Linked DNA regions of Homo sapiens: region 2 is linked to region 1. A link is an interaction called in ENCODE POLR2A ChIA-PET data of the cell type or tissue named here. Cell type or tissue: K562. All regions are shown on one strand. Each heading gives the region's core, and the rest is flanking DNA. Links, peaks and the distances in the headings are about the cores only.

The links. Peaks named below come from ENCODE experiments on the same cell type or tissue, not always from the same donor. Only the 100,000 strongest peaks of a DNase experiment are listed, where the experiment ranks them.
Region 2: POLR2A ChIA-PET joins it to region 1 with 5 read pairs; 2 of 35 experiments call an interaction of 5 or more read pairs at or near these places.

Annotation. Positions count from the first base shown.
Region 1 is chr22:21,856,620-21,865,537 of GRCh38, reverse strand. The region is part of intron 1 of MAPK1 (mitogen-activated protein kinase 1); the gene reads left to right. Among named protein-coding and RNA genes, the nearest start is that of MAPK1, 6.6 kb to the left of the region's middle. In K562, for the core only: no CTCF peak of the experiment used is centred there; DNase peaks (open chromatin) are centred at 2,526, 2,724 and 3,862.
Region 2 is chr22:21,600,737-21,612,105 of GRCh38, reverse strand. It overlaps UBE2L3 (ubiquitin conjugating enzyme E2 L3), which reads right to left. Exons shown (of 4, transcript NM_003347.4): 3 at 1,063-1,249. Among named protein-coding and RNA genes, the nearest start is that of YDJC, 24 kb to the left of the region's middle. In K562, for the core only: CTCF peaks have their summits at 4,380 and 5,074; DNase peaks (open chromatin) are centred at 4,405 and 5,148.

The sequences.
Region 1 (8,918 bases), core at 1,641-4,140:
GTTTAGGAGCAAAATGCTGAATACAACTGTGAAAATTAATGTGAACTCACAGGCTTAGGAGCCAAGACAGAATTTAAATTAGGTCGAGCCTGAAAGAAATAAGGCCCTAAAAAGTAATGGAGAGAAAGTATTGCCAGTAGCATCATTTCTCCACCACACATCGCATTGCTGTTGCACTCACTGGGAAGTGTGCCAGTGAACATGTCTCATTATGAGAGGCTCAGAATTTCCCATCACATCCTTTGGCCCTTTTAACAAGATTAGCTTATCTAAAATGTGGACTGAAAAAAGTATTTTACGTTTAGGACATGTCAATTGAAAAGATACCCCCATCTGATAAGATTTCTCCTGTCTGATAAGGTTTTTACTAGTCTGAAGTTGTTTAGATGTGGGAACTACTTCTGTCACTGCTGTAGGCTTGTTTGACCTTCTGACTCTCCATTTGAAATGCTAAGTCCCCTTTTTGTGATTGTCGTTTCCTAAGTGAAATACAAATGTAATTGGAATTTGAATCCAAGATCCAGATTATAGCCTTTTATCAGGTTGATGAAATACCCTGCTGTTAACCTTCTCCATTGCACATTATTAGCATTTAATAAATATTGGCTAACAGTGCTGGATTTATGGAGGGCTCGTTGAAATATTCACTAATATTTGAATGGTGATCTTTTAAAAAATGCTTCCAAAAGGATTTATGGATTTCTAGCCATTTTTTAGATTTACCCCCTTCTGTTTCCTTATCAGTTCATTAGGAATTGTGACTATTTTGTTTAGAGTCCTTTCCTAATGATTATGTAGAGGATGTAAAGATGAAGAGTGGGATTTGAGTTGGGCCTTTAAGAGTGGGTGTGATTTTGATATGCAGATAATAGGAACAAGTGACAGCTTGAGCTGTGGAATCTAATCTTGGAAATGTACTTAGGTGGCAAACTGTAGAGGACTCCAAAGGCAAAACTAAGTTTGACTGTATATTTGTTCAGTGGAGGAAGCATCTTATTTATTTATTTATTTGTTTATTTTTTTTTTTGAGGTGGAGTCTCACTCTTGTTGCCTAGGCTGTAGTGCAGTGGCATGACCTCGGCTCACTGCAACCTCTGCCTCCTAGGTTCAAGCGATTCTCCTGCCTCAGCCTCCTGAGTAGCTGGGACTACAGGCGCGTGCCACCATGCTCAGCTAATTTTTTTTTTGTATTTTTGTAGAGACAGCGTTTTGCCATGTTGGCCAAGATGGTCTCAAACTCCTGACCTCAGGTGGTCCCCCTGACTTCAGCCTCCCAAAGTGCTGTGATTACAGGCTTTAGTCACCGTGCCCGGCCTTTTTTTGAAAGAGGCAGTCATACATGGTCAATTTTGAAATTTTTTGGGAAGACAAATCAACACTAGTGGGAATGAAGGAAGAAGAACCGGAGTGGAGGAATAAATTAGGAAAGCCTAACCACCTAGAGGTGCAGTAATAAAGTGGCAGCGGAAGGTAGCAGATGGAGGTGAGGAGTTTTGTATTGACAGAAATAGTAACAGGGACCCTTGTGGGAAGAGTGGTAAAAAGACTTTTAATCATGGCAAGTCTGAGTGGAATCAAAGGATTATGAGACCTTAAAGGGTAAGAGACCAAGAGAGGTGGGATTTGGATTTGGAGGGATTTCTGAGATAGAACAAGGCTTGCTGGTTGATTGGCTATGGGCGGTTGTTCATTCTGAGGCCTCTAGGTTGGGAGCCTGGGAGATGGTGGTGCCATTATCCAAGTAAAGGAATACTGTTAGAGCAGATTTGTCAGGGGGAAATAGTTCTGGTTTGAACTTAAGTTTGTAATGCCTGTAGGCCATTCAGGCTATATCCAGAAACCATCTTAAAATTTGTAAGAGGGGAGCAGGAGCTGGAGATGAAAATTTGTGTAAATGGTAGTTAAAATCTTGAGTGGATGAGCACAGATTCTTATCTGGGTCATTGGTTAGGTGAAATTGCAATCATGGCCAGGCGCGGTGGCTCACGCCTATAATCCCAGCACTTTGGGAGGCCCAGGTGGGCGGATCACGAGGTTAGGAGATCGAGACCATCCTGGCTAACATGGTGAAACCCTATCTCTACTAAAAATACAAAAAAAAAAAGTAGCCGGCCGTGGCGGTGTGCGCCTGTAGTCTCAGCTGCTGGGGAGGCTGAGGCAGGAGAATGGTGTGAACCCGGGAGGCAGAGCTTGCAGTGAGCCAAGATCGCGCCACTGTACTCCAGCCTGGGTGACAGAGCAAGACTGGGTCTCAAAAAAAAAAAAAAAAGAAATTGTAATTATATGTTTTCTATATTTATCTTTTTGGTTAAAAAATACATAGCATTTGATAGATTTTCAAATGAGTCCATTATCCTGGAAACATTAAGAACCACTGAAGTAGAACAGAGGACCAACCAGGTAACTCTGGCAAAGAAGAGGAAACTGATGACTGGTCAGATGTATAAGGGAACAGTGTAGACGGGGAGGAGGGAGAGGAGGAGAGATTGAAACACTCTTAGTATGCTTGGTCATCTTAGACTAAGATAGCAAGTGTCTATTTTGGTTTAATTGAGTTTGAAATGCTGTTTCTGAATGCGACAAGAGAGCTCATGGGGTCATCTTCATAGAGATATTAATTGAAGCCTTAAGAGTGGATAAGACATCTGAGAACTAAGCCAAAGGAGTGCCTGCCTTTACTGTGTCAATAAAGGTCAAGTTATGGAAGAGGACAGAGGAAATGTGGCCAGAGAGACCAAAGAACTGGGAGTGCACGTTATCAAAGGAGCCAAGGGAGATGGTACTCATTAAGGGATTGGTATTGAGTACTATAGGAGGGAAACAGAATGCAGCTGACAAGCCATTATATTTGTTGACTTTCAGCTCTTTTTTTTTTTGAGACAGAGTCTTGTTCTGTCGCCCAGGCTGGAGTGCAGTTGCACAATCTCGGCTCACTGCAACCTCCGCCTCCTGGGTTCAAGTGATTCTCTTGCCTCAGCCTCCCGAGTAGCTAGGATTACAGGTGTGTGCCACCACACCCGGCTAATTTTTTTATTTTTAGTAGAGACGGGGTATTGCCATGTTGGCCAGGCTGGTCTCAAACTCCTGACCTCAGGTGATCCCCCTGCTTCAGCCTCCCAAAGTGCTAGGATTACAGTGTGAACCACTGTGCCTGGCCTCTTTTTTTTTTTTTTTAAAGCGGGGATGTTCAACTTGGGAAAGCTGAATGAATAAAAGAAAAAAGAGGGGGATGGTTTCAACTAAAATTTCATTGTGATCACATTCCTGATGGTACAATGTCCTCCTGTCTTGTTAAGGTTATTGTGATTATAGCAGACTAGTAGAACTACCACTTTTTCAGCACTCTTGTTTTGTATTTTACATACATTAATGCTAAGCCATATAACTGTACAGCAAAAGTGGTAACTTCTGTTTGTTTTTTACCCCACAAGTGAAGAAACTTGAGGCACACAGAGGTTAGTTAACTTGCCCAATGACACACAGCTAGGAAGTGATGAAGCAACCCCAGTTTTTCTGGTTCCTAAGTAGTGCTCCACCAAAGATCAGAGTTGAGAAAATAGATTATTTCAGTAACAAGAAATATCTGTTGTCTGCTTTTGCTTGTATCACTTTTTAGCCTTTAAAACCTTTCATGTAGAGTTATTTACTCAGAAAATGTTTATTGAACTCTTCATCCAAATAATGGGATGGAATTGGGGAATAATACAGAGAAGATACCAGTGTTACCCAGGAGTTTGTGAAGTGCTGAGAGGAAGAGAAGAGCTGAGTGACTTGGGGCTGTCTTTCTTTGGCTTCCCAGACTTCTGAGCTAGGTGTTGATGTGTGAGTAGGAGTTTGCCTTGAGAAATGCCTTCTAGGCAAAGCGAAGTGTGCATGTAAAGGCACAGACCGTGAACACAGTGCATCAGGTCAGGAAAACCACAAATTACTTGGGAAGGCTGGAGTGTAGGGTGCCTTAGTAAGAAGGTGGGAGTTGAGACAGCTGGGGGTAGGCAGGGCCAAATCCTGAAGGGCATTATTTGGTAAGGACTTTGGACTTGATCTTGTGGGTGACGGAGTCATTAAAGGATGGCCCTGTTTCTGTCTGCCAGTTCCACTCCCACTTTATCTCTTATGCTTTCTGCCCATTTTGCCTACTTACTTACTTTTTTTTTGAGACAGAGTTTTGCTTGGAGGCTCACTGCAACCTTGCCTCCTGGGTTCAAGCAATTCTGCCTCAGCCTCCTGAGTGGCTGGGATTACAGGTGTGTGCTACCATGCCTGGCTAATTTTTGTATTTTTAGTAGAGACAGGATTTCGCCATGTTGTCCAGGCTGGTCTCAAACTCCTGACCTCAGGTGATCCACCTGCCTCGGCCTCCCAAAGTGCTGGGATTACAGGCGTGAGCCATTGCACCTGGCCGCATTGTGCCTACTTTATCTCGTGGTACTCAGTGGGGGTGATTTTACCTCCCTGCTACAGAGGCATTTGGAAATGTATAGGGGGGCGGCTTTTTGTTGTGTTGTCACGTTGATTAGGGGGTGTTATTGGCCGTCAGTAGGCATGTCAAGGGCAGACATGCTAAATGGTCTGGATTGCACGGTACACTCCCTCCACTGGAGAATCATCCTGCCAAGATGCCCATAGTACAGCACCCCAGCCTGCCCCAAGAAACATCAGGCTCTATTTAAGTCCCGCTTTTCTCTAAAGCTCATCTCTATGAACTTTGCCCTATTGCTTCCTGTTAATGCACTCTCTTCATGGATCTCTGCTGGGTGTTTGTACCACCTGTTTGAAAGGCAGGAACAGCAATAACATATATCATATATAAAAACTCTAGACCTGGAGACAGAGATATTGAGATTCTTAATTTTGCTTGCTCATTGTTTACTTAACTTTTTTAATCAAGAAGTCTCCTCTACACTTTTGGAGCTCAAAGATGCAAGGACAGCAGCTTACATGAGTAACAGAAGAATCTAGTGTTTCTGAGCAGAGTTTAGAGTAAAAGGATAAGTCAAAACAAAATTAATTTTTATATTAATAGCATCCCTAATGATGTATTCCTGGTAGTTAGCTATAACCATTACACCATTCCCATAATCTGATTTGTGTAAATTCAAGTTGACTTTTCCCCAAAACTGTATGTAATTTATTCCTCACCTTGCTCACAATTTATATACCTATTAATTGAAAAACACCTCATTCCCCAACAAACATCTAGAGCTCCTTGCCTCCGGCCTACTCCACCCACCCTCTTGCCTAATCCTGAGATGCTATTTTGCTCCCCTTTAGATTTGCTTTTTTTCTTTCACTTCTTGAGGCTCCCACACTGAAAGGTGCCTAGGAGCTCATCCAGTAGCTGCGCTGTCTCTGCTCCCTCTAGGAAAGGCCACCTGCCTGAGCTTTGAAATGGCCCACACCGTACCAGAAGGAAGAAGAGAGATTCCAGGAGGATTCAGACGTTACCCAGGCTTTCTGGAAACTGAGCAGAACCACAGGAGGAGAAAGCTATAGGCAGCTGAACAAAATTTATGTGTTTCTATTTCCCCTGCTATAACATGAAAGGACTGGGCTCTGTCTGTGGTTTTCAAATCTCCTCCTCTCTTAGGGGCTTCAGGCCTCACCCCAAATAGGGAAACTTCACATACAGCATTCTCTCCCCTAATCCCTGTTTTTTCTATTCTTTGCTCTTCTCTTATCTACCTCCTTCCCCTCCCGTTTCCCTTCTTCCTCTGCCCTTAGTCTTTTTTCTTTTTCTTAATTTCCTTTTAGTCATTATCATCTTCAGTTCACATAGGTAGTAACTATTAGGGTTAGCAGGGCAAGATCCCATTTGGAAAAAGGATTTGATTGCTTTGAAAATGATGTTGGGCAACCCACAGGATAGATGGTCTCCAAGGTCCCTCCCAGATTCTCAGACTCAAGGCAGGCCCTGGGGTTTGAACCTATGGCCAGTAGGAGCTGGATAGCAGGTGTCTGCATGGATAATATGCCATGATCAACTGACTAATGTTAGTTGCAAGCCTGCCTTGCTGGTTTAAGCTTCATTCTCATTCTTGTCTTTTTTTTTTTTTTTTTTTTTGAGACAGAGTCTCACTCTGTTGCCCAGGCTGGAGTGCAGTGGCGCGATCTTGGCTCACTGCAACCTCTGCCCCCAGGTTCAAGCAGTTCTCCTGTCTCAGCCTCCTGAGTAGCTAGGATTACAGGTGCCTGCCACTGTACCTGGCTAAGTTTTTTTTTTTTTTTGTAGTTTTTAGTAGAGATGGGCTTTCACCCTGTTGCCCAGGCTGGTCTTGAACTCCTGACCTCGTGATCCATTCGCCTCAGCCTCCCAGAGTGCTGGGATTACAGGTGTGAGCCACCGCGCCTGACCGTCATCCTTGTCTTTGAGGTATTATATTTTGCACTTTACACATAAGGGAACTGGGTGTCAGGTAACTCGTTCAGGGTTCACAGCCAGTAAGTATATTGCAGAACTGAGATGTAAATTGAGATTTATGCAGACCCCAAATCCTGTGACCTTTTTTCTTTTAACTACTATAGGCTTTTCTCTGTTATACCGAGTTACCTAGAAACGTACTTCCTACAGCCTGGGTTCCTGAATGGATTAGCCCTAAAGTATAAAATGATTATGCCATTGCAGACAGACCTGAAGAAGAGGCTAGAAAGGATTAGAGTTAAAGTAACTTTGTTTTTTGTTTTTGTTTTTTCTTTATCTCCAAAGGATCTGTCATCTAGCAACTTAATTTTTATCAGGAAGCAGTATTGATTTCTTCCCATTCCTTCTAGTTACCTCTACCAGTTTCTTGATTTTCATTCATTTAATATTATTAAACACGTACCGGATTATGTGCTAGGCAGTAGGAACAAAGTAGTGAACAAAAGTTGTTCTTACTCTTTGGTGTTTACAGTCCAACAGGGCAGTAATAACATTTACTGAGTATGGTGAGGTGTGGAGTGCCACTGGATGATATAAGATATTCTGAGTAGTCATGAAGGGTTTCCGGGAGGAAGTGGTGTTTAAGCTGGGACCTGAAGGAAGACTTAGAGCTAGCTGGGTAAAAGGTAGGGTAGAGTGCTGGAATGTTTTAGGCACTACTTTGTAGAGACTGCATTATAGAAAATGAAAAGTTTATGATTAAGATCTGGGGGCCTTTGTCATATTACTGCAAGGATAGAAAGTGCAGTTAAAGCTTTAGGTATAGTTGGAACCAGGAACTGGAAAATAGACCAACGTAGCTACCTCCCTCCCTCTTTACAGTTACAAAAGCTTCTTGTACCCTACATCTCTCAGCAGCTGGATTTTCCCCCCTCTTTTCTCTTTTGTCACTTCCCCATGCACTCAGCAGAGGAGAGCTGACCCTAGCTCCCTGAAGGTATGTGTCTTCAGGTTTTTTGATGACCAGAGGCTGAGAACACTCTGAATCCAATTCCAAGTGGAACAGAATGTGTAAAAACACTGTTAGGGAGATCATTCTGCACAGAACAGCTCACTCCACCTGGCCTTTCCAGCCTGGGAGAGTGTCTGCCTCTGGTCTAGTCAGCTGAGGCCCAAGGTGGGGTCATTTATTAAATAAAGCTGCATATCTCGGAATGTCTAAAGGGCAAGGTGGGAATTGTCAAAAGGGGTCTCATTGATTTCTGACTTGTTAGGTTAAAGTTCTTGGTACTGTTTTCCCTGTCATTCTCCAGGGAGTGTGTATCACTCTCCGGTTTTTACAGATGAGGAAAATGAAACAAAAGTTGGGTAACTTGCCAGTCACAAGTAAGGGGTCAAAGGATTGTCATGAGTATTAAATAAAACAGTATACTTGAAGTCCTGAGCACTTGGTACCTAGTTAATGCTCTGTTATTCCTTTGAAGTAAACAGGGTTGACAAGATGTGAATCCCCCTTTGTCTCGGTCTCTATGTAAAGCAGCATGTGCAGAAGTACAAATATTTGGCTTGGTGGTCAGATGACTTTACAATGGTATGGAAGTGATACACATGCAGTAGAAACCTTACTTCCGAGTACCCACGCAACTGTTCTGTTTTTCATTTTCAGTATAGTATTTCATACATCATATGAGTTACTCAACACTTTTATTATAAAATGGGCTTTGCGTTAGATGATTTTGCCCAACTGTAGGCTAATGTAAGTGCTCTGAACATGTTTAAGGTAGGCTAAGCTAAGCTGTGATGTTTGGTAAGTTAGGTGTATTAAATGTATTTTCAGCTAGGCTGGGTGCAGGACTCATGCCTATAATCCCAGGACTTTGGGAGACCGAGGCATGAGGATTCCTTGAGCTTAGGAGTTTGAGACCAATCTAGGCAACATAGTGAGGCCTTTTCTGTACTAAAGGTACTAAAAATTAAAAAAAAAAAAAATTAGCCAGGTGTGGTGGTACGTGCCTATAGTCCCAGCTACTTGGGAGCCTGGGGCTGAGGATCGCTTGAACCTGAGTGGTCAAGGCTACAGTGAGCCGTCGTCGTGTCACCGCATTCCCGCCTGGCAACAGAGCAAGAAACTTTCCCAAAAAAAACAAGCATTTCACCTTATGAGGTTTTCCATTTATGAAGGGTTTATTGGGATGTAAGTCCATAGTAAGTCAAGGAGCATCTTTATATAGTTAGAATAGGGACAGTCAAGTGTTTCATGCATAATCCAAATCTTCAGGAGGCAACATCAAGGTAACCCGAGTTTAGGGATATTCTGCAAAATAACTGGCCTGTAAACCTCAAAATTAAGTCAAGATCATGGAACCAAGAAAACACTGAGGAATTGTTCCACACTAAAGAAGTGTGCAGAAACATGGCAACTCCATGTGGTTCATGATTCTGAATCGGCATGATTGGCAAAACTAGAATGTCTGAAAATTAGATTGTAGTCGTGTATCTGTGTTAATGATTTTATTTTTATCTTCTTTTTTTTTTAACTCTTCTTTTTTTTGGTATTTTC
Region 2 (11,369 bases), core at 3,378-5,877, 260 kb after region 1:
ACCTTCCAAGGCTTTTTTCAATCACTAAAACAAGGGACCTCCTCAATCCCTGTGCAGGTCAAAAGTTCAGCTGAGTTATTCCCACAGGGACTGGTGGCACCTCAGCCATACTTTGCGTGCACCTGGTAAGGTAGGAGTTCTCTGGACTCCGTCTGATCTGGCATCAGGAAGGACCCATGAGCCCCTACCCTAGAGCAGCACCCCTAAAAGAAACCCTCCACTTGCAGCCTCTCAAGTGCCAGCTTCATCCACTCTAATCTAAACAGACTTTATACTGGTTTAGGTACTTAAAAGGAAGCCATCAAAATATGAGATTAGGACTTCAAAAGAAAGTCTAGAATTAAATGAAAACCAGACACAGTCCATAACAAACTAGTCACTTCTAGGGGACAAAAGGGAGGACAACCACAATACTGACTCAAATATTCTTCCCAGAAGAATGAGCATGTTTATGTTCACACAGCCACACACAGACATGTGCACCACGCACAGCCACATCCAACTCCAGGGAATCCCAGGCCCACTAAAGCCAACTACGTGCCTTCATCTGGGAATACTGCCCTTACATCTGCCTCTGTCCCTCCCCTCACATCACCCGAGCAACTAGGCTCTAGCCCATGCCCTTCCTATAGCCTGGAAGGCCCTCTCCAACCTCCTTTCCTCCTTCAAGTCTGAGTTCAGGCACTAACTACTGCATGAGGCCACCTTAAATCCCACTCTCCCTTCCCCTTGTAGGCAGCCCCACAGTCCTTCATCCCTTCCAGGGACCAGTGCCTGCACCTCTCTGCACCAGCAGCAAGCCACTGGGCTTGTCTGTCCATGTGTGTTCCCACTGTGGATGGCAGCCCAGGGCTGAGCACTGGAAAGGCCTCCTCAAACCCTATACAGGTCAAAAGTTCAGCTGAGATGAGCCATTCCCACAAGGTCTGACAGGACCTCAGCTACATTTTTCGTGTACCTGAAAGATTCTCTGGATTCTGTCTGATCTGGTACCAGAAGCCCCCACCCCAGAGCAGCACCCCCAAAGACCCCCTCCGAGGAAGACACAGGCACATGTCTTACCTTGGTCGGTTTTGGTTGCTGGCTTCCAGTTTTCGGCACTAATTACTGGCAGACAGACCTGCCCCTTTTCGTCGATGTTTGGGTGATAGATCTTTGTTTTAAATGTGATCTTCGGTGGTTTGAATGGGTACTCTGCTGGAAAGTTGATTTCGATTCTGAAGGCTCCCTTATCATATGGAGGGTTGTCCTGGAAGGAAAGAGAGATCAAAATGAACACACCATGGTTCATAAACCTATGGCCAAGACAGGAATGTTTTAATTGTTTATCTGAAAAATCAATTTATTTCAAGGGATTCAAGTATCAACTGAAGCCCTGCCACCTTCAGGACAACCCAGCCACCCAAAAGTATTTCTAGAGCAAGCTATCTGCTAAACTGAGAAGGGGCTTGAGATTGATGTCCTGGTCTCTTCATACTTTTTTAAAAAATAGACTTTACTTTTTAGAACACCTTTAGGTATACAGCAAAACTGAGAGGAAAGGACAGAGAATTCCTAAATACCCCCTGCCCCTGAACACACACAGCTTTTCCCACTATCAGCATCCCTCACCAGAGGGGCAAATTTGTTACCACCAATGAACCTTTTACCTTAACACATCATTACCACTCAGCTTCCCTAGTTTATGTTAGGGCTCATACTTGGTGTTGCACATTCTATAGGTTTTGTGTGGTTATCAGACATGATAGCTGGAATCATGCAATATGTAGCTGCTATGTCTGAATGTATCTCCCCAAAAATCTTATGTTGAAACCTAATCACCAATGTGATGGTATTAGGAGTTGGGACCATTGGGAAGTGATTAGGTCATGATGGGATTGGTGTCCTTATCAAAGAGGCCCCTGAGAACTGCCTTGCCCTTTCCATCATATAAAGACACAGTGAAAAGGCACCATCTATAAACCATGAAGCCGGCCCTCAGTTGCCACTGAATCTGTTGGCACCTTGATCTTCAGACTTCCCAGCCTCAATAAGTGAGAAATAAATTTGTCGTTAGAAGCTATTTGTTCTTTTTATTATTATTATTTTTTCAGAGTCTGTTGCCCAGGCTAGAATGCAATGGCACGATCTTGGCTCACCGCAACCTCCGCCTCCTGGGTTCAAGCAATTCTCCTGCTTCAGCCTCCCAAGTAGCTGGGATTACAGGCACCCGCCTCAATGCCCAGCTAATTTTTGTATCTTTAGTAGACATGCGGTTTCACCATGTTGGCCAGGCTGGTCTTGAACTCCTGACCTCAAGTGATCTGCCTGCCTCGGCCTCCCAAAATGCAGGGTTTATAAGCGTGAGCCACTGTGCCCAGCCGTTACTTGTTTTTCCCCCACTTCATACTTACTTATTTATTTTTGACAGGGTCTTGCTCTGTTGCCCACTGGATGGTGGCGTGATCTTGGCTCATTGCAACCTTGACTTCACAGGCTCAAGCAATCCTCCCACCTCAGCCTCCCAAGTAGCTGAGACTACAGATAGGCACCACCACCCCCAGCTAATTTTTTTGTATTTTTATAGAGACTGGGTTTTGCTATGTTGTCCAGGTTGGTCTCAAACTCCTGGGCTCAAGAGATCTGCCTGTCTCGGCCTCCCAAAGTACTAGGATTACAGGTGTGAGCCACTGCACCCAGACTCATTTCTTCTTAGTGTTGAATGTCATTTGTCTAGATATACCACAATTTATTTATCCATTAACCCACTGAAGGACATCTTGGTTGCTTTCAAACCTTAGCAATTAATGAATAAAGCTGTTATAAGCATCTGTGTGGATACAAGTTTTCAATTCATTTGGCTAAATACCAAGGAATGTAATTGCTGGATCCAATGGTAAGACATATGTTTAGTTTTGTAAGAAACTGCCGGCCGGGCGCGGTGGCTCACGCCTGTAATCCCAGCACTTTGGGAGGCCAAGGCAGGTGGATCACGAGGTCAGGAGATCGAGACCATCCTGGCTAACACAGTGAAACCCCGTCTCTACTAAAAATACAAAAAAAAATTAGCTGGACGTGGTGGTGGGCGCCTGTAGTCCCAGCTACTCAGGAGGCTGAGGCAGGAGAATGGTGTGAACCTGGGAAGCGGAGCTTGCAGTGAGTGGAGATTGCGCCACTGCAGTCTGGCCTGGACGAAAGAGCGAGACTGAGTCTCAAAAAAAAAACAAAACAAAACTGCCAAACTGGGCCAGGAGCAGTGACTCATGTCTGTAATCTGAGCACTGTGGGAGGCCAGGGAGGGAGGATCACTTGAGGCCGGGAGTTCAAGACCAGTTTGTGAAACATAACAAGACCCCATCTCTACAAAAAAAAAAAAAAAAAAAAATTAAATATATTAGCCTGGGCCAGGCTCAGTGGCTCACACCTGTAATCCCAGCACTTTGGGAGGCTAAGCTGGGTAGATCACTTGAGGTCAGGAGTTCAAGACCAGCCTGGCCAACGTGGTAAAACCCTGTCTCTACTAAAAATACAAAAAAATTAGCAGAGCGTAGTGGTGCACGCCTGTAGTCCAGCTACTTGGGAGGCTGAGGTAGGAGAATTGCTTAAACCCGGGAGGCAGAGATTGCAGTGAACTGAGGTTGCGCCACTACACTCCAGCCTGGGTGACAGAGCAAGATTCCATCTCAAAAAATAATAACAAAATAAATATATTGGCCTGGCATGGTGGCATGTGCCTGTAGTCTCAGCTACTTCAGAGGCTAAGAAGGGTGGACTTCTTAGGCCCAGGAGTTTGAGAATGCAATGAGCTGTGATCACGCTTCTGCACTCCATTTTGGGCAAGAGAGAGACTCAATTTCTTTGTTAAAAAGATTTTATGAATAAATAAATGAAAGAAACCGCCTAACTTGTCTTCCAAGGTGGCTGCACCATTTTGCATTCCCACCAGGAAAGAGCGAGAGTTCCTGTTGCTCTACGTCCTCAGCAGCATTTGGCAGTGTTCTGGATTTTGGTCATTCTAAGAGATGCACGGTGTTATTTATTGTTGTTTTCTTATTATAGAGTTTTAAGTGTTCTTTGTCCTTTAGACAGTCCTTTATCATATTATGTTTTTGCAAATATCTCTTGATCTTTTCTGAAGATACAAGTAGAGTTGTACCAGAGGTAAGTTACAACCCAACCAGAATACACTGTGAGTACTAGAAGTCCAAATAACTGCCTTGATGCCAAGTCCTGGCCAGCTCAATCTTCCCAGGGTAGAAACAGTAGTCAGCTCAATGGCTGGACCCTGGGGACCTGAGCTGGTCACTCAACAGGTGATCACCAGGCAGGGCCAGCACCATGCCCTAGCCCCTTGCCCCTAGAACCACCCGAAAACCACCTTTGGGGCCTGGACACTCTGATGGCCCCAGGAGCCTGAGAGATGACTCAGCAAAGAGTCTTTTGGCCTCTCCCCAACCCTACCTATCTCCAGAGCTGGGGAAGCCCTTCCCATTGTACTCCCTTTTCCCTCACCCAGGTCTGCCATGGCACTTGCCATGGCACACCCAACCCAAAGAAATCCAAGCTTCACAGAGAGCCCAAGAACAATCTTTTTTTTTTTTTTTTTTTTTTTAAGACGGAGTCTCGCTCTGTCGCCCAGGCTGGAGTGCAGTGGCGCGATCTCAGCTCACTGCAACCTCTGCCTCCCTGGTTCATGCAATTCTCCCACCTCAGCCTCCTAAGTAGCTGGGATTACAGGTACCCGCTACCCTGCCCGACTAATTTTTTTTTTTTTGTATTTTTAGTAGAGATGGGGTTTCACCATGTTGGCCAGCCTGGTCTTGAACTCCTGACCTCAGGTGAACTGCCGGCCTCGGCCTCCCAAAGTGTTGGGATTACAGGAGTGAACTACTGCACCTGGCCCCAGGAACAATCTTGACAGCCCTACACCCCAGCCCCATATCTTCAAGCCGTGGCCTAAGTACGCACTCCAGTAAACAGAGCTCCTCTGCTGGGGAGCAAGGCTGGCGTGCGCCAGTTCTCCACATTCTCCTACATCCAAGCCCTGCCCTGGGAGGGGAGGCATGGAGCAAGGGCCTTAAAGGATGGATAAGATGACATAAGGCTGAGGAGTGGAAGAGGCCTCCCAGGCAGAGAGGACTAAAGACTAGATGGCAGGGACTTGGAAGGAATAGCATAGAGCAAGACAGGAGGCTGCGGGCAGGCAGTGTGGCCCCAGGGCTACTGAAGCCACGCGTCCAGGTCTGAATCACCACCGAGCAGCTGAAACCACTGTCAGCATATTCATCTGTGGGGAGTCACCCAGGCTGGAGTGCAGAGGTGCAATCACGGTTCACTGCAGCCTTGACTTCCCGGGCTCTAGCAATCCTCCCACCTCAGCCTCCCAAGTAGCTGGGACTACAGGCATATGCCACCACACTCAGCTATTTTTTTATTTCTTATAGTGATGGCGTCTCACTATGTTGTCCAGGCTGGCCTCAAACTCCTGAGTTCAAGTGATCCTCCCAAAGTGCTGGAGTGCTGGGATTATAGGAGTGATGCACCATACCCAGCCAGCTTTTAGTTTTCAAGAGGAGAATTAAATGGTGGTGGTGGTGGGGGGAAGTAAGTAAACATCATTGTCATTTACACTGCTTGAGCCATGTAAAAATAGCTTTCCCTCACTGGGTGTGGTGGCACACTGGGAGGCTGAGCCAGGAGAATCACTTGAACCTGGGAGGCAGAGGTTGCAGTGAGCCAAGATTGTGCCACTGCACTCCAGCCTGGGCAACAGAGTAAGACACACACACACACACCACACACACACACACATACCACACACACGCGCGCGCGCACACTTTCCTGCATGACTTTTGGTTGGTGAAATCTGCTAAAGGTCTTCACTGATTGTCCAGGACTGACCAACCTCCCCTGTTCCCCACTGTGGGCCAGGTCCTGTCCGAGGAGCTGGGGTGAAGCATGAATGAGGCCATCTGGCCCCAAGTTAGCAGGTCTAGCCTCAGACTTTGCCTCTTCCTAGCTTAAAGAGTCTGAGAATGTTCCTGTACATCTGTAAAATGGGAGTAGCAACAGCCTGTACCCAGAGTTTATGATGAGAGATAAGGACTATAAAGTCCTACATGCCTGACACATGGGCAAAGCTCAAGAGAAGCAGATTTGGCTGGGTGCAGTGGCTCATGCCCGTAATCCCAACACTTTGGGAGGCTAAGGCAGGAGGATCACAAGAGCCCAGGAGGCTGAGGCTGCAGTGAGCCATGATCACACCTCTACACTCTAGCCTGGGTGACAGAATGAGAACCTGTCTCAAAAAAGCCAAAAACAGACTGGGCGCAGTGGCTCATGCCTGTAATCCCAACACTTTGGGAGGCTGAAATGTGCAGATCACTTGAGGCCAGGAGTTTGAGACAAGCCTGGCCAACATGGTGAAACCCCGTTTCTACTAAAAATACAAAAATTAGCCAGGCGTGGTGGCACATGCCTGTAATCCCAGCTACTTGGGAGGCTGAGGCAGGAGAATCACTTGAACCTGGGAGACAGAGGTTGTGGTGAGCTGAGATTGTGCCATTGCACTCCAGCCTGGGCAACAAAAGTGAAAATCCATCTCAAAAAGAAAAAGAAAAAGAAAAAAAAGAAACCCTATCTATACTAAAAAAAGGCCGAGGCAGGTGGATCACGAGATCAGGAGATCGAGACCATCCTGGCTAACACGGTGAAACTCTGTCTCTACTAAAAATACAAAAAATTAGCTGGGCGTGGTGGCACGCACCTGTAATCACATCTACTCAGGAGGCTGAGGCATGAGAACTGGTTGAACCCAGGAGGCACCGGCTGCAGTGAGCCAAGATCACACCGCTGCAGTGAGCCAAGACTGCACCACTGCACTCCTGCCTAGGCGATAGAGCAAGGTGTTCTCTCAAAAAAACAAAACAAAACAAAAACAAGTCCTTTTGTAAAGACAGGATCTCACTTTGTTGCTAACAATTTTTTTAAATTAGCTGTGCGTGCTGCTGGTGCACACCTGTAGTCCCAGCCACTCAGGAGGCTGAGGTAGGAGGACTGCTTGAGGCTATAGTTTTAAGTTGTTAGTTGTTAAGGCTGTAGTGAGCCATGATCACGCCACTGCCTTCCAGCCTGGACAAGACAGTGAGATCCTGCCTCTTTTTTCTTCCAAAAAGAGGAAGGAAAAAAAAGAAGCAGTTCTGTTACTACATGAGGCAGGCCAGGCCTCTCACCACCCAGGGAACTTGGCCAAACTCATCTGAACTTCTCTGGGCCTCTTTCCTAGTCTGGGGATCTGTGGATGGTCAAAGGAGTGGCTCAGGTGTGCATAAGTCACACAAACTATGTGCCTGTCCCAGAGATTTTTGGTGAAAGAGGCATGCAAAAATTAAAACATAAGATATACCTTCCGGGTAAAGGCCTACAGCTCTACAAGTGAATTTCAACATTAGAGCTAAACTTGCCCTTTGGGAAGGCCACTCAGAAATAACAAGGGATGTTAATGAAAAAACATGGTTTTGTTGTAAAAAATATATATATTATAAAACATTGCAGAAAATTTGCCTCCAACTTAAGCTGCAACATTTCAATGTCAAATAAACCAAAGATTTTAGCATTATCTATTTATTTAGAGATAGAGTCTCACGCTTGCCCAGGCTGGAGTGTAATGGTGGGATCTCAGCACTGCAACCTCCGCCTCCCGGGTTCAAACGATTGTCCTGTCTCTCAGCCTCCCAAGTAGCTGGGATTACAGGCGCAGGCTGCCACGTCCGGCTAATTTTTTGTATTTTAGTAGAGACGGGGTTTCACCGTGTTGCCCAGGATGGTCTTGAACTCCTGAGCTCAAAAATCCACCCAAGTCAGCCTCCCAAAGTGCTAGGATTACAGGCGTGAGCCACTACGCCCAGCTGATTTCAGCATTATCTTCACATGAACACGACTAGTGTTTTTCTGTTATGCCTGCCTTTGACTGTCTTGTGCTCCCTAAGCTCATACTGCTGTATTGAGGAAGTCATTTGAGATGTAAATTAATTCCTTATGATAATTTTACACACTCTAAACTAGTTCAAAAACTTAAACTCCAGCACTTTGGAAGGCCGAGGTGGGAGGATTGCTTAAGCCCAGGAGTTTGAGGCTGCAGTGAGCTATGATTACACCACTGCATTCCAGCCTCGGCAAGAGTGAGACCCTGTCTCAGAAAAAAAAAAAAAAAAAAAAAATCAAAAAACACCTTTTCAATCCATGTCTAAATTCTAGGACAGACTTTTTATCCACTTGTCTTTTTTTTTTTGAGACAGAGTCTGGCTCTGTCGCCCAGGCTGGAGTGCAGTGGCGCAATCTCGGCTCACTGCAAGCTCTGCCTCTCATATCATTCTCCTGCCTCAGCCTCCCGAGTAGCTAGGACTACAGGCACCCACCACCACACCCGGCTAATTTTTTGTGTTTTTAGTAGAGACGGGGTTTCACCGTGTTAACCAGGATGGTTTCGATCTCCTGACCTCATGATCCGCCCGCCTCAGCCTCCCAAAGTGCTGGGATTACAGGCGTGAGCCACGGCGACCAGCCCACTTGTCTTTTTTTTTTTTTTTTTTTTTTTTAAGACAGAGTCTCGCTCTGTCACCCAGGCAGGAGTGCAATGGCACGATCTCGGTTCACTGCAGCCTCCACCTCCTGAGTTCAAGCGATTCTCCTGCCTCACCCTCCCAAGTAGCTGGGACTACAGGCATGCACCACAACTCTCAGCTAATTTTTTTGTATTTTTACTAGAGACAAGGTTTCACCATGTTGGCCAGGCTGGTCTCGAACTCCTGACCTCAGGTGATCCGCCTGCCTCGGCCTTCCAAAGTGCTGGGATTACAGGTGTGAGCCACCGCACCCGGCCCACTTGCTATTTATAAAGAAAGAAAGATACCGGTTTTAAAGTGGATTTTCTTTTATATATAGTATGGCTAACATTTTCCTGTATTTGCTTCTAGTCATTATAATGCATGCATGTAAATAAGAGTTGATCATTTCAACCTGGGAAAGCCAATTTAAAAAAATTTGACCAAAGTTTCTCAAGTACTTAGATGCCAGGTGCTTTTCCGTGCCATCTCCAGCCCATATTCCGCCCCTCCTGGTCCCCTAACACCAACCCTGGGAAGCCAGTGCTGCCATCACTTGCATTTGGAAATGGAGCAAGTGAAGTACGATTGAGTGACTGGCCTGAGACCTCCCCTAAACTCAGCCTTCCTGTCCCGGAACACAACCCCCCACATCTGCAGGTATCCATCTGGGCCCATCCTCATCACCTTTGTGGGATGCGGGGACGAGGGGAACTGGCCCTTTTCTCGAGTCTTCCACCAACATCCAATAAATTGGCAGGACACCTTTTCAGGCTGCAAGTAGGGTAAAAATCTCAGATCCTTCACAGCTCTTGATATCAACCTCCCATGGCACAAAGCCATTTTGTGGCAGCTAAGACTAAGAGGAAGCTCTTTGCCATATGGCACCGAACTATCTGGGGTCTTTCACCCACTTGTCCTAGCTCTAACCCTGTGGTCAAATCTAATCTTCCTTTCCCATGGCAACCTTTCAAGAATCCTAAAACCCCATTCCACTTCATGTTTTCCCTTCCCAAGTAAAGACCCAGAGTCCTTCATCCCACAGAAGTCACCGTTTCATGTCACTGCTGTGAAGCAGGGAAGACCACCATACAGCTCTCTGGCAGCCACAGAGGAAGTCAAGGTGTCTTCTGGTTGTCTGACTTGGACTGCTGCTACATGGCACGTCCTTGTGGTGTGTTCCTAGCTGGCTGTAGGACACCACAGACAGGACTCATGGCTGACCTGAAGAGCTGGATCCTAGTTTGGATCTAACTAGCATGCTGCTCCTTCTTCATGCCAGGCTTCAGATGGACTGAAGGGTCCTGTGCACTGTTGTCACTTCTGCCTAGCTTGGTGGCGACTCCACAGCAGCATCCTTTCCCTGTGGCTAACCTTTTTCACCCAGTGAACTAACAAAGCTGAAGCTTTCCCTGCCACAGGGATGTCTACTGAGACCAGCCCTGTGGGCTGCCTATCCCTACACAGTCCAGTCCCCTGTTAAGAGAGAACAAGGGGACGCGGCTTGCCCTGCTCGGAGTGCCCCAGGCTGGTTTGTCTTTTTTTTTTTTTTTTTTGAGATGGAGTCTCTGTCGCTGAGGCTGGAGTTCAGTGGCGCAATCTCGGCTCACTGCAAGCTCCGCCTCCCGGGTTCACGCCATTCTCCTGCCTCAACCTCCAGAGTAGCTGGGACTACAGGCGCCCACCACCACGCCCGGCTAATTTTTTTGTATTTTTAGTAGAGACAGGGTTTCACCGTGTTAGCCAGGATGGTCTCGATCTCCTGACCTCGTGACCCGCCTGCCTCAGCCTCCCAAAGTGCTGGGATTACAGGCGTGAGTGAGCCACCGTGCCTGGCCCTGCCCCAGGCTGGTTTCTATGCTCTCAAGCCTTCGTGATCCACTCTGGAACCTTGTCAAGAGCTGAGTTAGGCCAGGCACAGTGGCTCATACCTATAATCCCAGCACTTTGGGATGCTGAGGTGAGTGGATCACTTGAAGTCAGGAGTTCAAGACCAGCCTGACCAACATGGTGAAATCCCATCTCTACTAAAAATACAAAAAAATTAGCCAGGCGTAGTGGTACACGCCTGTAATCCCAGCTACTTAGGAGGCTGAGGCAGGAGAATCACTTGAACCCATGAAACAGAGGTTGCAGTGAGCTGAGATCACACCACTGCACTCCAGCCTGGGGGACGAGAGAGACTCTGTCTCAAAAACAAAAAAACAAAAAAACCCAAAAGAGTTAAGTTTAGGAGGTTAAGTTCTTGTGACTTCTGAACATGGAATATGTCCTTACTCCATGTTCGAAAGTCACAAGAACTTAACTTTGTAAATTGCCTTTAAGTATGATTGATTGATTGATTGATTTTTCTTTGAAAGAGTCTCGCTCTGTCACCGAGGCTGGAGTGCAATGACGCGATCTCAGCTCACTGCAACCTCCACCTCCTGGGTTCAAGCAATTCTCCTGCCTCTGCCTCCCAAGTAGCTGGGACTACAGGCACCTGCCGCCACACCCAGCTAATTTTTTGTATTTTTAGTAGAGATAGGGTTTCATCATGTTGGCCAGGCTGGTCGCAAAATCCTGGCCTCAGGTGATCCACCCTCCTCAGCCCCACAAAGTGCTGGGATTACAGGTGTCAGCCACCACGTCCCTCCTTGCCTTTAAGTATTTATTGTCTCTTCTGAAAACAGGCTTTTTGGTTATTTGAATCAAAAAATCTGCCACATGAGATTCATCTTGTTCTAATATTGGTTTCTGAAGATGACTTCTTTGTACTGTTTTCAACAACTTGGTTTTGGGGATTTT